2 separate regions of the Homo sapiens genome follow, and region 1 is linked to region 2. A link is a contact called in ENCODE Hi-C data. All regions are on one chromosome and are shown on one strand. Each heading gives the region's core, a stretch centred on a gene start or an enhancer-like site at or near the end of the contact. The rest is flanking DNA. Distances are from core to core; before and after follow the strand shown. Region 1 holds the start of NXPE1 (neurexophilin and PC-esterase domain family member 1). Region 2 holds the start of REXO2 (RNA exonuclease 2).

Evidence for each region. A loop is a pair of places that touch in the nucleus more often than their neighbours do.
Region 1: a loop to region 2 is called in a map of PC-3, with 5 times the contacts of the local background. The contact joins the promoter of NXPE1 here to the promoter of REXO2 in region 2. A Hi-C loop is called at or near these places in 3 of 168 maps with a recorded cell type or tissue (Caco-2, PC-3 and endothelial cell of umbilical vein).

The regions. Positions count from the first base shown.
Region 1 is chr11:114,558,007-114,564,249 of GRCh38, reverse strand. NXPE1 (neurexophilin and PC-esterase domain family member 1) reads left to right here and starts at 4,369. Exons shown (of 9, transcript NM_001395504.1): 1 at 4,369-4,452. It also overlaps a transcript of NXPE2 not described here.
Region 2 is chr11:114,436,153-114,442,214 of GRCh38, reverse strand. REXO2 (RNA exonuclease 2) reads right to left here and starts at 2,748. Exons shown (of 7, transcript NM_015523.4): 1 at 2,540-2,748; 2 at 1,476-1,559. The coding sequence starts at 2,686.

The DNA.
Region 1 (6,243 bases), core at 3,120-5,619, 120 kb before region 2:
CTCCCACTTATGAGTGAGAACATATGATATGATGTTTGGTTTTCCATTCCTGAGTTACTTCATTTAGAATAATAGGCTTCGACTCTATCCAGGTTGCTGCGAATGCCATTATTTCCTTCCTTTTTATGGCTGAGTAGTATTCCATGATATATATATACCACATTTTCTTTATCCACTCATTGATTGATGGGCATTTGGGCTGGTTCCATATTTTTGCAACTGCTAATTGTGCTGCCATAAACATGTGTGTGCCAGTGTCTTTTCTCATATAATGACTTCTTTTCCTCTGGGTAGATACCCAGTAGTGGTATATCTACTTTTAGTTCTTTAAGGAATCTCCATACTGTTTTCCACAATGGTTGTACTAGTTTACATTCCCACCAGCAGTGTAAAAGTGTTCCCTTTTCACTACATCCACACCAACATCTATTATTTTTTATTTTTTAAATTATGACCATTCTTTCAGGGGTAAGGTGGTTTGCACTGTGGTTTCGATTTGTATTTCCCTGATAATTAGTGATGTTGAGCATTTTTCAATATGTTTGTTGGCCATTCCTAAATCTTCTTTTGAGAATTGTCTATTCATGTCCTTAGCCCACTTTTTGATAGACTGTTTGTTTTTTTCTTGCTGATTCGTTTGAGTTCCTTGTAGATTCTGGATATTAGTCCTTTGTCAGATGCATAGTTAGTGAAAATTTTCTCCCACTCTGTGGGTTGTCTGTTAACTCTGCTGATTATTTCCTTTGCTGTGCAGAAGCTTTTTAGGAGTTAATTAAAATAATCCCAAACTTTAGAGATAAGCGTCCACACGTGGCATCCCAGTTATTTTCAAGTTTGCAACTGCAGGCATGTAATAAATGACTGGAAGTAAATAAGAAAATGAATGAATCAATAAGTAAATTCCCTATATGACTCATATGAGGAGAAAGTAAAATTTCAGAAAAGCTTCCTGAGAGATAAAAAGAGAGATGAGGGATTAGTGACAGAAAATATGACTCACCCTCTTATTTGCCCTCATCTTTATTGCCTCTTGTACTGAACATCTCTTGCTGAATTGTGACTAATATTCCTACTTCCAGAAAGAGGGCCCCTCTTTTCCTGGAGAACTGTACCTTCCCCACTTTATAGCATGCTACTGAGACTCTGAGACTCTCAATCATGTGATTTTTGCCTATTTTTGGTGCCTACTGGTTCATCAAAACACTCTTCCCCCAAACCCTTCATAAGTGATTGGTACTAGCACAGTTGATTAGAGTTGTTGGTTTTTTTCTGTGACTTAATATAAATTCTGAAAAGAAATGGGTCTCTCTCATTCTGAGATCTTGAACACCAACGACCATGTATGGCTTAAGCATGTTAGGACTATCTTGCTGCATTATCTTGAGAGCAAGCATCTCTAAGAAAATAGGACAGGAGAGCCTACAGGCTTAGAGAGAAGCTTGATTACATTGTTTGAACCACAGATCGAGCCTTATCTGAAGCTAGATTAATTCCTAAGACTTCCCACTCATATGAGTCATTAAGTATACTTTTTCCTTTAGCTTGTGTGATTGGATACAACGACTGAAAGAGATAATTTACTTCTGTAAAGTCAACTTGACTCTGGATAGTAATAAATAAGAGAGATTACAGATGCAGTTGTGAAAGTTGTTACAGAGTCTAGGAAAATGGCATAATTAAATAGTCCCAGGATTTATGTTTGATATCAAACAGAACTTGTTGGATATCCTGATGAGAAATATGTAAAATAATAGTATTTCTGTCTTTTCCTATGATTCCTACTGAAATCAGTAAAGGTGGACACAGAGTTTAACAGAGACAGCCATGAGGTATGACCTCTCCACATATCATATGGAAGCACTGAGAATGTGTGCAAGGGCTGGGAAGACAGAGCAGTGCTGTGCATAATCCCCAAGAGGGAAGAAGAGAGCATGGACTCTCAGAAGACTGGATATTGGCACTCAGCACCAGGAAATATTTCTAACCACTCTCCCAGAAGAAAATGCAATAAATAAACCCAACATTTACAGGGAGGCTAGCAGAAAATTTCAAATGCAAAGATGAACACATAACCAAAAATTACCAATCATTTGAAAGAGACTAACACTTGAAAGAGAGGCATAAAGCACAATAATCAGAAGAAATTGACATGCCAAGAAAACAAAGTTAAAAGGACAGTTGATACAAGAATTTAGAATAAGTGTGTTTAATTACCAGACTGATGTGAGAGGATATTGCAGCCATACTTAGAGTTAACTAGATATTTGTTAAATTTAAAATATGATACGTGAAATAAAGAAAAACTTGAGGGACACACTAAAGTTCAAAATGAAAACAATAAACTGGAGAAATAAAATGTTAACTCAAGAATTCTTGCAGAATACAGAATAAAAGGAAAGTGTGATCAAAATTATGAAAGAAAAGTTAACAGATATTAGATCTCAGGTCTAATGGGCCATTAAAAGCGCCAAACATGATGAAGATAAAAAGATCTGCATAAAATTTCATAATACCAAGGATGAAGAGAAAAATGCTACAAAGATTCACAATTATACTAACTTTGACATCAGACATTTCATAAATGACATTGGATGCATGAAGAGAATGAAACAGTATCCTCAAGGCTAAGAAGAAAAATATTTTTCACCTAATTCTATAGCAAGTAAATTTATCATCTATTTAGGAAGAAAAAATATGTACTCAGTCTAATACTGGTCCCCTCTGAAAGAGCTACCAAAGACTTTACAAGATAAGAAACAAATTGAGTAGTGAGGAGTAGGTTTTAGAAACAATATTGGTTAAAGAAACCAAGGTAACAAACAATATTGCCTAATTGTGAGTGAGGCAATATGTTCATATGAACTGTTGACACATGCAATAACTTGGATGGACATCGTGGACGTTACGCTGAGTGGGAGAAAAAAGCCAATCTCAAAATTTACTCCCATGCATAAATAGTAGTAGTTGGGGTGGTGATAGTAGTAGTTGCTAATTATTTAGTGCTTAAACTAAGTGTCAGAAACTGTTTTTAAATGTTGTACATGTATTAATTCATTTAATCCTATGAGTACTTAGCACAGTACTAATAATACTTGTGATCTTCAAAACTAAATCTTACAAATTGGCACAGGGTCTGGGCATCCAGGCTTAGAAAGAGAGATGAAGTTAGATTTATGTTACAGAGCTGAAGTAACAGTCACATGACAAATATGAAGGTTCCAGAGGGAAGGGCATGAGGCATGAGAGAAAGGTCTCCAATATGTAGTCAGTAAAATATTATTCAGCACTAAAGAAATAAGCTATCAAGCCACAAAAAGACAGAGAAACTGAAATCCGTATCGCTAAGAGAAAAGCCAATCTGGGACAGCTACACACTGTATGATTGCAGCTATGTGACATTCTGTAAAAGTCAAAACCATGGAGACAGTAAGAAAACCAGTGGTGACCAGGGGTTAGAGGGGAAAGAAGGATTAATAGGCCTAATTATTCATATACACCCATATATTCCCTTTCATGTTACAGGCATTTGGCATAGCAGAAGTTACAGCAACATTTACTGTATTGGTGAATTAAATAATGTTTATGATAATGACGAGTTAATGAACCATATCCCCTTTCCCTAACTCAGAGCAAATAGTCCTTCCCCATTTATTAGATATCCTTTTCAAACCGATAAAAGATCCAGCTGGGAAAAGTGGCTCATGCCTGTAATCCCAGCACTTTGGGTGGCCGAGGAAGACAGACCACTTGAGCCCAGGAGTTCAAGACCAGCCTGGGCAACATGGTAAGACCCCATCTCTACAAAATACAAATTAAAAATATTAGCCAGGTGTGGCAGCATGCACCTGTAGCCCCTAGGCCCAAGGCAGAAGGATGGCTTGGGCCCAGGAGTTCGAGGTTGCAGTGAGCTATGATCACGCCACTGCACTCCAGCCTGGGCAACAGAGCAAAACCTTGTCCAAAAAAAAAAAAAAAAGAAAAAAAAAGAATTCTCAATCACCCACCAGTTCTCTGCATGGTGTCCACTGACAATTTGTTCTCTTGTTTGGAGTTGTCGTGAGACTTCAGATTTTCTGAGGAAAGCCTATCCATAGAGTCACTTGGGGTATTTTTACACTATGACTTCAAGGACCACAGCTGTTTCAGAACTAAGAGGTTTTCCATTCCCAAGGGTCACCAGTAACATGGAGAGAGAAGGAATCTCAAAGAATACCCGAGTAACACCCAGTTAACAGAGGCTGTGGAATTATCTAATTGTCAGTTAATTGTACTACTGTTTATTGCCTCTTCAAATCTCCACCCCAAGATAAGCCAATTTACGAGGAAAACAGACTGATGAAAATAAATGTGTTCACAGACAAGGAACAAAAACATTTTACACAGCCACAAGAGCCAGTTAAGAACTCACAGGTACTTTTCCAGCCACCCAGATAGGAGAGATCATTAAAACAGGTGAGTAAGCAAAACTATGGAGACTGCCTTTCTCTATTTCTAATCTTGCCAGTGGTCAGTGGAGGGCAGGGAAGAACAAAGCAAAAGAAATTAGAAAGACTGTGTCTGCTGAGGGGTTCTCTCAAGTCAGAGAAAGATAAGAAAAGGGAGAAAGCTCAGAAGAAAGTGTGGGAAACAAAAAAAAAAACTGATAGTGAGAGCCTCTCTTACTGACAAGGATAGGCTGGTTTTGACGGTGAGACAGCATCAAGATAAAATATTTCTCTAATAACCAACCAGCAAAAGTCCCCAGTGCTTTGTGGGAAGCAAGCATGGATACAGTCACTCAACCTAACATCTAGTTGGAGAGAGGAAGAAGGACATCAAAAATACCTGTTTACAACTGATATTTCTTTGCCTTGTTTTATGTATGACATTGTTTGGGTGGAAAATGTATGAATATGTCACAGGAATTCAAAATACGGGAGAGATCGTTGTGGTCTAGAGTTATGCTGGAAAGTTTCCTGTAGAGATTGCCCCTGAGCTGGGGATTCACTGACTATAGAGTCTAGATTGGTGCAGGGGCAGGCCACCCCAGGTGGGCAGTAGGATGAGTCATAAACAAAGCCAGAAAAGCAGGAAGGATTCTTTTTTAATTTTTGTCTTTGAGTATGTGTGTATCCATGTATTGTGCTTTGTATGTATATTTTTAATTTACATAAAAATGTGATAAAGATTTATGTTTATTTCTTTCTTCACTTAGAGCTGTTTTTAAGAGCTCTTCATATTACAGGTAAATCTAGTGAGTTGTATCTAACTGTTGGATAGTATCCCACAATACACATCCACTACATGTTTCTTAACCATTTCATAGTAATACATATTAAAGTCTATTTAATTCCCTACAATTACAGCTATACATATAATCAACTGAAAACAAACTTTGTATGTGATTCTTTATGGACCTGACTGAGAAGTCCTCTGTGATGTATCCAGAATGAATTGCTTGGACATAGGGCATAGATAAACACAAACTAACAGAAATATTGCCATTCTGCTTTCAAAACGATCATGTTAATTTGTACTCTTACATAGCACAGCAGAGTTATGTATAAAGATCCAATCTATATTGTGACCTAGTTCAGCTTAAGTCCATAACAGGAGGATTGTTTAGCTTTAGAAAATATACGAATGTAATACATCACATTTAAACATAAAAGTTTAAAAATTCATATAATTACCTCAATGAATCAGAAAAGGCCTTTGTCAATAACTCAACTTCCATTAGTAATAGAAACACTTCACAAACTTTCTTAAAAGAGAACTTCCTCAATCTAATAGAAGGCATTAAGAAAAGCAAATATCACAAATCCAACATCATATATTTAATTACACATAGTAAAATGTTGAAACTAACTATGAAAACAAGGCAAACGTACCCAATATGGCCACTTCTAATCATCTTTGTTCTCTATGTGTGCCTATATAAAAGCACTATTAAAATAAAGCACTTGCATTTCTACACATCAGCCACAGATATTTGTTTGGAAAATGAAATAAAAAGAAAAACATATAGAATGTGCATATATATGGATATATATATACACACACACATAAACACATATACATAGATGTGTGTATAGTTTATATTTATAATTATAAATAAAATTTATGTTTCCCAAAATAGTAGACTTGCTTATAGTCTCCTTTTGAGAGCAACTAGAAAAGCTAGAGGATGTTATATTTGATCTGTTAAGCGTCAGAGAGCAACTGGGGCAGTGAGGGGTTGAGAGATCTAGATTCTAGAGAGAA
Region 2 (6,062 bases), core at 1,499-3,998:
AAAAGAATAAAACATACTGCAGAACTGATAGCCCCTAAGCTTTTTTTTTTTTTTTAACATCTTTATCCTCATCTGACTTAGTCCATTTACAAATGCTGCATTCATCTGCAGCTGTGTGAATACATACCCAAATTTCCTCCAGGGTACATATCAACCTACGGGTCCATTAAACTGTCAGTATTTCACATTATATCAACAGTCTAAAGGAAACACTCTTCTTCGGCCAAGGGTAAGTTAGACTGGTAAAATAAAGACACTTCTCTTCACTATTGATCTCCAATAAATCCCAAGTAACAGAAAAAAACAACCAAATCTAAAACTCAGGGCTTTATTTATACAAAGTTAAAAAAGTTGTTATGATGAGAAGTACAAAGTCTCATGATTCTCCTACAGTTGATATGTGGGGAGGATAAGCCTGGTACTCCACAAACGCAGTCATTAATCTAGAAATACGTCCTCACCTCTTTTACCTACACAGCAAAACAAACAAAAGTGTTAACTGCAGATTTACGAAATGTATCCAGTGCCAGTAACATATCAATGCTACCCTCTAGGAACTTATTTTAACAAGACTCTCTTTTCCACAAACATCCCTACTTTGTTCCTATTCTGGAGTTTCTGGCTCTGAATACTGCTGACAGTATAAAACAGAATTATTCAGGGTCAGGGATTTCACCCCCTACCAGATGGTGTCACATCCTTATTAAATGTTTCATGAGTGGCTGAAATGCAGCAGGTGTGTTTTGTTTTGCTAAATGTTTCAGTTGGAAGTAGCATGCAAAAACCTTAATCATGCCCAATCTGTCAACAACAGAACACTTTACGGGTGTGCACTAACAGAAATTCTAAAATCTTAATACTGATCTAGAAGAATCACATGTCCTAGTTGAAAAGGCAGAATTGTAAATATGGAGTCAAGTTAAAGTCAAGGTTATGATATAAAGACGCAAACATTGGCACGAGTCACCAAATCTGATGGGAGGACAGCTGGCTGTCCTACTTGTTAGGAGCACCTTACTGAGACAGCCTGAGTTAAACTCTTGGCTCCCCCAGTAAACAGCCACTGGGACCTCAGACAAATTACCCAACATCTCTATGCTCAAGTGTCCTCATCCATCAAATGAGCATTATAACAATAACTAACTTATAGTTGCTGTGAGAACTAAGAACAAAGACATATAAAGCACACAGAAACTGTAGCTGGCATACAGTAAGCGCTCAGTAAACGACAGAATTTATGTTTCTGTAAATTTCTGGCATGGTTAATTAAAAAATAATGTTTAATTTTTAATTTTCACTAGGCTGTGAGATGGATTACTTTGGTTCTAGTACCACCCCTACCATGACCTAGCACATTACCTTAACCCATATAGACCTCAACTTTCTTATTTTTTAAATAAAGAAGCTGGAAAAAATGATGGTTATATTTCCAGTGCCCTTTAAAAAGTATGACTGTATTACATGGCATCACGTACTTCAGCCAAAATGTTGAGATCAGAGTCAGTTATCAGACAGGCCATCTCAATAATCTGGTCCTTCTCAATGTCCAATCCTGTCATCTGCAATTAAAAATAAATATATAACACACACAAAGCCATCATTCTGGCCTCTTTTACCCAAGTTTATTTAACAGGAATTCCCTCAAACATAGTCAGCTTGTAATCCATAGCCGAAACAGAAGAGAAAGAATGCTCCTCGGGCAACTACTGAAGGTACTAAACACGAGTCCTCGTTTATTCAACAAACATTTACCAAGGGCCTGCTATTTGTCAAGCACTGAGATTCTACTCCGGGACAGATGCAAAGTAAGTAAAACTGAGTGCTGACATCACTCAGTTTTGGAAGAGTTGGATAACTACCACCACCACGTCTCTGCAGAGTTTACAAAGTTTTCACATTAATTACACCACTGGACCTTCACAATCTAATGGAAAAACTACTGTTATTATCCTCACTTCATATAAACTGAGGCTCAACGGTGGGAGGAGCCCTTGTTTCGGGCATGGAAAGCCTGAAGGGATAGGAACTGGGTTCTGGTCTCAACTCAGACTCTCACTAACAGCACGACCTTGAATGAGTTGAATCCTTTCTGTGGGCCTCAATGTTCTCACTTATGGAATGAGGGGTAAGGCTGAGTCATCTCCGGAGTCCCGTCTGGCCCTAACAACCTAGGGTCCTTTAAGGATTTAGTTGGGGGAAGCTGGGAACAGAGCCGCTGCCCCCGCCCCCACTCCAGTGACCCAAGCCCAGAGACGCCAGAGCGTTAGGAAAAGTCCACATCTGGGCGGAGGGGTAGGGAGGAGAAGAAGCCACACGGAGGACTCCTCCCTTGTGGAAAGAAGCCCTACAGCGCAGCACGGCGCCCAACACCCGCAGGACTCCTGCCTCCGGACTTGCCCTGCACCGCCCGTGGCCGGCCGCGCTCACCTGCCACACCTGAGACCCAGACCCCCAACGCTCTCCCAGGACGGGCTCGACTCCTCGGTTCCACGAGCGAAACCTCACTCGCCTCCCCAAGCCCCCCGCCGACCTCACTCACCTCCAGGTCCACCCAGACCATCCGCTGAGCCATGCTCTCCCCTGCCGCCATGGCTGCGCCACCTTCGCGGACACCTCGGGCCCCGAACCGTCCGTGACTCCCACCTACACCCCGCAACAGCCTGGAGCCCAGGGAGCCGCCTAGCATCACCCGGGACCAGCAGCCACGGCCCCAGTCTCGCAGCCGGCGCTGGCGCAGGCGCAATAGTCGCTAAACGTCGCAAACCCACGGGGAGGCGCACGAGCTGAAACCACACGTCCCAGCGTACGGTGCGCCGGCTCGCCCTCAACAGCCTGGCTTGGCTGCCGAAGGGAATGATGGGACTTAGAGTCTCACCTGCGGTTGCGACCAGATGCCCCACCCCCGCCACGTGTTTTTCTGGTGTTACTGGACGCGCTTGTTTTTCACTGCTAAGTTTGTTTGCTTCCAGGAGTTATTTCCTGAGTTTTGGTTAGTTGTAACCGCGCAGTTAAAAAAGAACTCTTACTTTGGTTGGTTGGAAAAGAGCTGATTATCTCTGTATGACATTTTTTTCATGTATATCTTTCCTTCTTTGCATTTCTTTTTCTTTTTTTACTTACCTGCCCCTCTATTCCACAAACTGGATATTTTCCTCATTTATTTGGGACCAAGAGGCAGTGTGCTTTTGGGGGCCAGAAGGCCATTAACATTATCATCAAATCATTTAGAAATATTTAAATAAGATCTTGTCTGAGAAATCATTTAGCACGTATCAGGTGTTCAGTCAAAGTTAGTTACCTTCCTTCTTTTTCTTATGGGAAAGCGGTCCAGATCCAGACCCAAAGAGTGGGTTCTTGGACCTCCTGCAAGAAAGAATTCAGGGCGAGTCCATAAAGTGAAAGCAAGTTTATTAAAAGTAAAGAAATAAAAGAATGCCTACTCCATAGGCAGAGCAGGGGCATGGGCGACCGAGTATACTTACACTTATTTCTTGATTATATGCTAAACAAGGGGTGGACAATACCGGGAACTGAGGGTTCTCCGCTTTTAGATCATATAGGGTAACTTCCTAAGGTTGCCATGGCATCTGTGAACTGTCATGGCGCTGGTAGGAGTGTCGTTTAGCATGCTAATGTATTGTAATTACTGTATAATGAGTAGTGAAAATGACTAGAGGTCACTTTGTCATCTTGGTTTTAGTGGGATTTGGCCAGCTTCTTTACAGCACCCTGTTTTGTCAGCAAAGTCTATTGTGACCCGTATCTTATGCTGACTTCCTATCCCTTCCTGGCACTTAGAATACCTAACCTCCTAGGAATGCAGCCCAGTAGGTCTCGGTGTTATTTTACCCAGCCCCTATTCAAGATAGGGTTACTCTTCAAATGCCTCTGACAATTTGGCCAAGGATTATCCCTTATTTCTTATGAAATGCGGCCTGCATTTCAGTTCACCTATTAGGTGTCTGCATGATGACAACTTGCTACTCTGTTCTTAAAAGTTCTCAAAGTTAAATTTCGTCCTCCTATAACAAATCTATGCAGCAAACTAACTTAAAATGAACTAAAACAGTTCTGCCTGCTCTGCCATCTTCTTGGGCTTTGATCCAGGTGTCTTTAATCTCCTGCAATGACTGCTATAATGTCTATCATTTCTAGGAGTCCAGGTGGCCAGCATCAGGACCTTTAGGCCCTGGAGTGTCAAATTTTGTGAGTCTCTTAAATCTTGGCTATTCAGTAACAGATTTGTGGCAGAGTGCCGCTTTGTCACAAATATCAATCTCGGCTTTGAATTATAACCTCTATGTATTTTTCTGAAAGCCATATTGCTACTCATTACAGAGCTTGTGGTCCATCCTACCTGGTTTTATGAGAGAGAAACTTTGTTGCCTAATAGGAGCTTTAAGGAAAGTGTAGGGTACTGGATTTCACCTTCTACTGATTTTGTGTACCCAACCCACCACCTGCAAGGGCCTAGAGAAACTCTTTGAAGGGCCATCAAAAGGTATGCACAGATTATACACATAAAGACTTACTGTGCACAATGCGTATATATTTTACCTGCATTGCCTGATGTCGCATTGTTTTACTATACCTTTTTACTCATTTGTGGCCTACTTTATGAAAAATGGTGTGCATTTCTTCTTTAGTTTTTTCTTAGCTTTAAACTCAATTCATAGAAAGTAGAGTCAGTTGAGGCCAGGCACGGTGACTCACACCTATAATCCCAGAACTTTGGGAGGCTGAGGCGGGCACATCACGAGGTCAGGAGTTCGAGATCAGCCTGGCCAACATACTGAAACCCCGTCTCTACTAAAAATACAAAAATAAACTGGGCATGGTGGTGCATGCCTGTAGTCCCAGCTACTCGGGAGGCTGAGGCAGGAGAATCGCTTGAACCCAGGAGGCGGAGGTTGCAGTGAGCTGGATCACGCCACTGCACTCCAGCCTGCACAGCAGAGCAAGACTCTGTCTCAAAAAAAAAAAAAGTAGAGCCAGCTGAAGTACAGAAAACTTTATCAATTGGGCTTTTTATTATCTTCTTAAAGTATTATGTATTTAAAATTTTAAAGAACACCATTTTTTTCGACTTTACTACTGGAATAATGTTTCTAACATGACATGGCTAAGGACACACAAACCCTTCCCTCTTTTGAGAGATAACTACTTTTTTACATATTTTTTAATTTTTATTTTTTAAATTGTGATAAAATATAGATAATATAAAAATTTACAATTTTAGCCATTTTCCACATAAAGTAGGGGTCCCCAACTCCTTGGCTGCAGATCGGTGCAGACTGGTACCAGTCTGTGTCATGTTAAGAACGGGGCTGTTCTGCCAGAGGTAAGGGGCGGGGGAGCAAGTATTAGCACCTGAGCCCCGCCTCCAGTAAGATCAGCAGTGGCATTCGATTCTCATAGGAGCACAAACCCTGTGTTGTGAACTGTGCATGCGAGGCATCTAGGTTGCGTGCTCCTTATGAGAATCTAACTAATGCTTGATGATCTAAGGTGGAACAGTTTCATCCTGAAACCATTACTCCCCCACCCCCATCCATGGAGTAATTATCTTTCATAAAACCGGTCCCTGGTGCCAAAAATGTTGGGGACCACTGGTATAAAGCATGGTGGCATTCAGTACATTCACATTGTTGTGCAACCATCACCACCATTTATCTCCAGAACTTTTTCATCTTCCCAACTGAAACTCCATCCCATTAAACATTAACTCCCCGTCTCCACCCAACCACCACTCCCAGCCCCTGGCAACCACGATTCTACTTTTTGTCTCTAAGAATTTGACTACTCTACGTACCTCTTACAAGTAGACTTATGCAGTATTTGTCTTTTCATATCTGGCTTATTTCACTTAAACTGTCATCTCCTCAAAGTTCATCCATGTTGTAGCATGTGTCAGAATGTTCTTCCTTTTTCAAGCTGAATAATATTTCATTGTATGTATGTATCACATTTTGTATACATTAATCCATTAATGGACACTCTTGTTGCTTCCACCCTGTGGCTATTGTGAATATTTACATGGTTTTTAATTTTTATTTTTATTT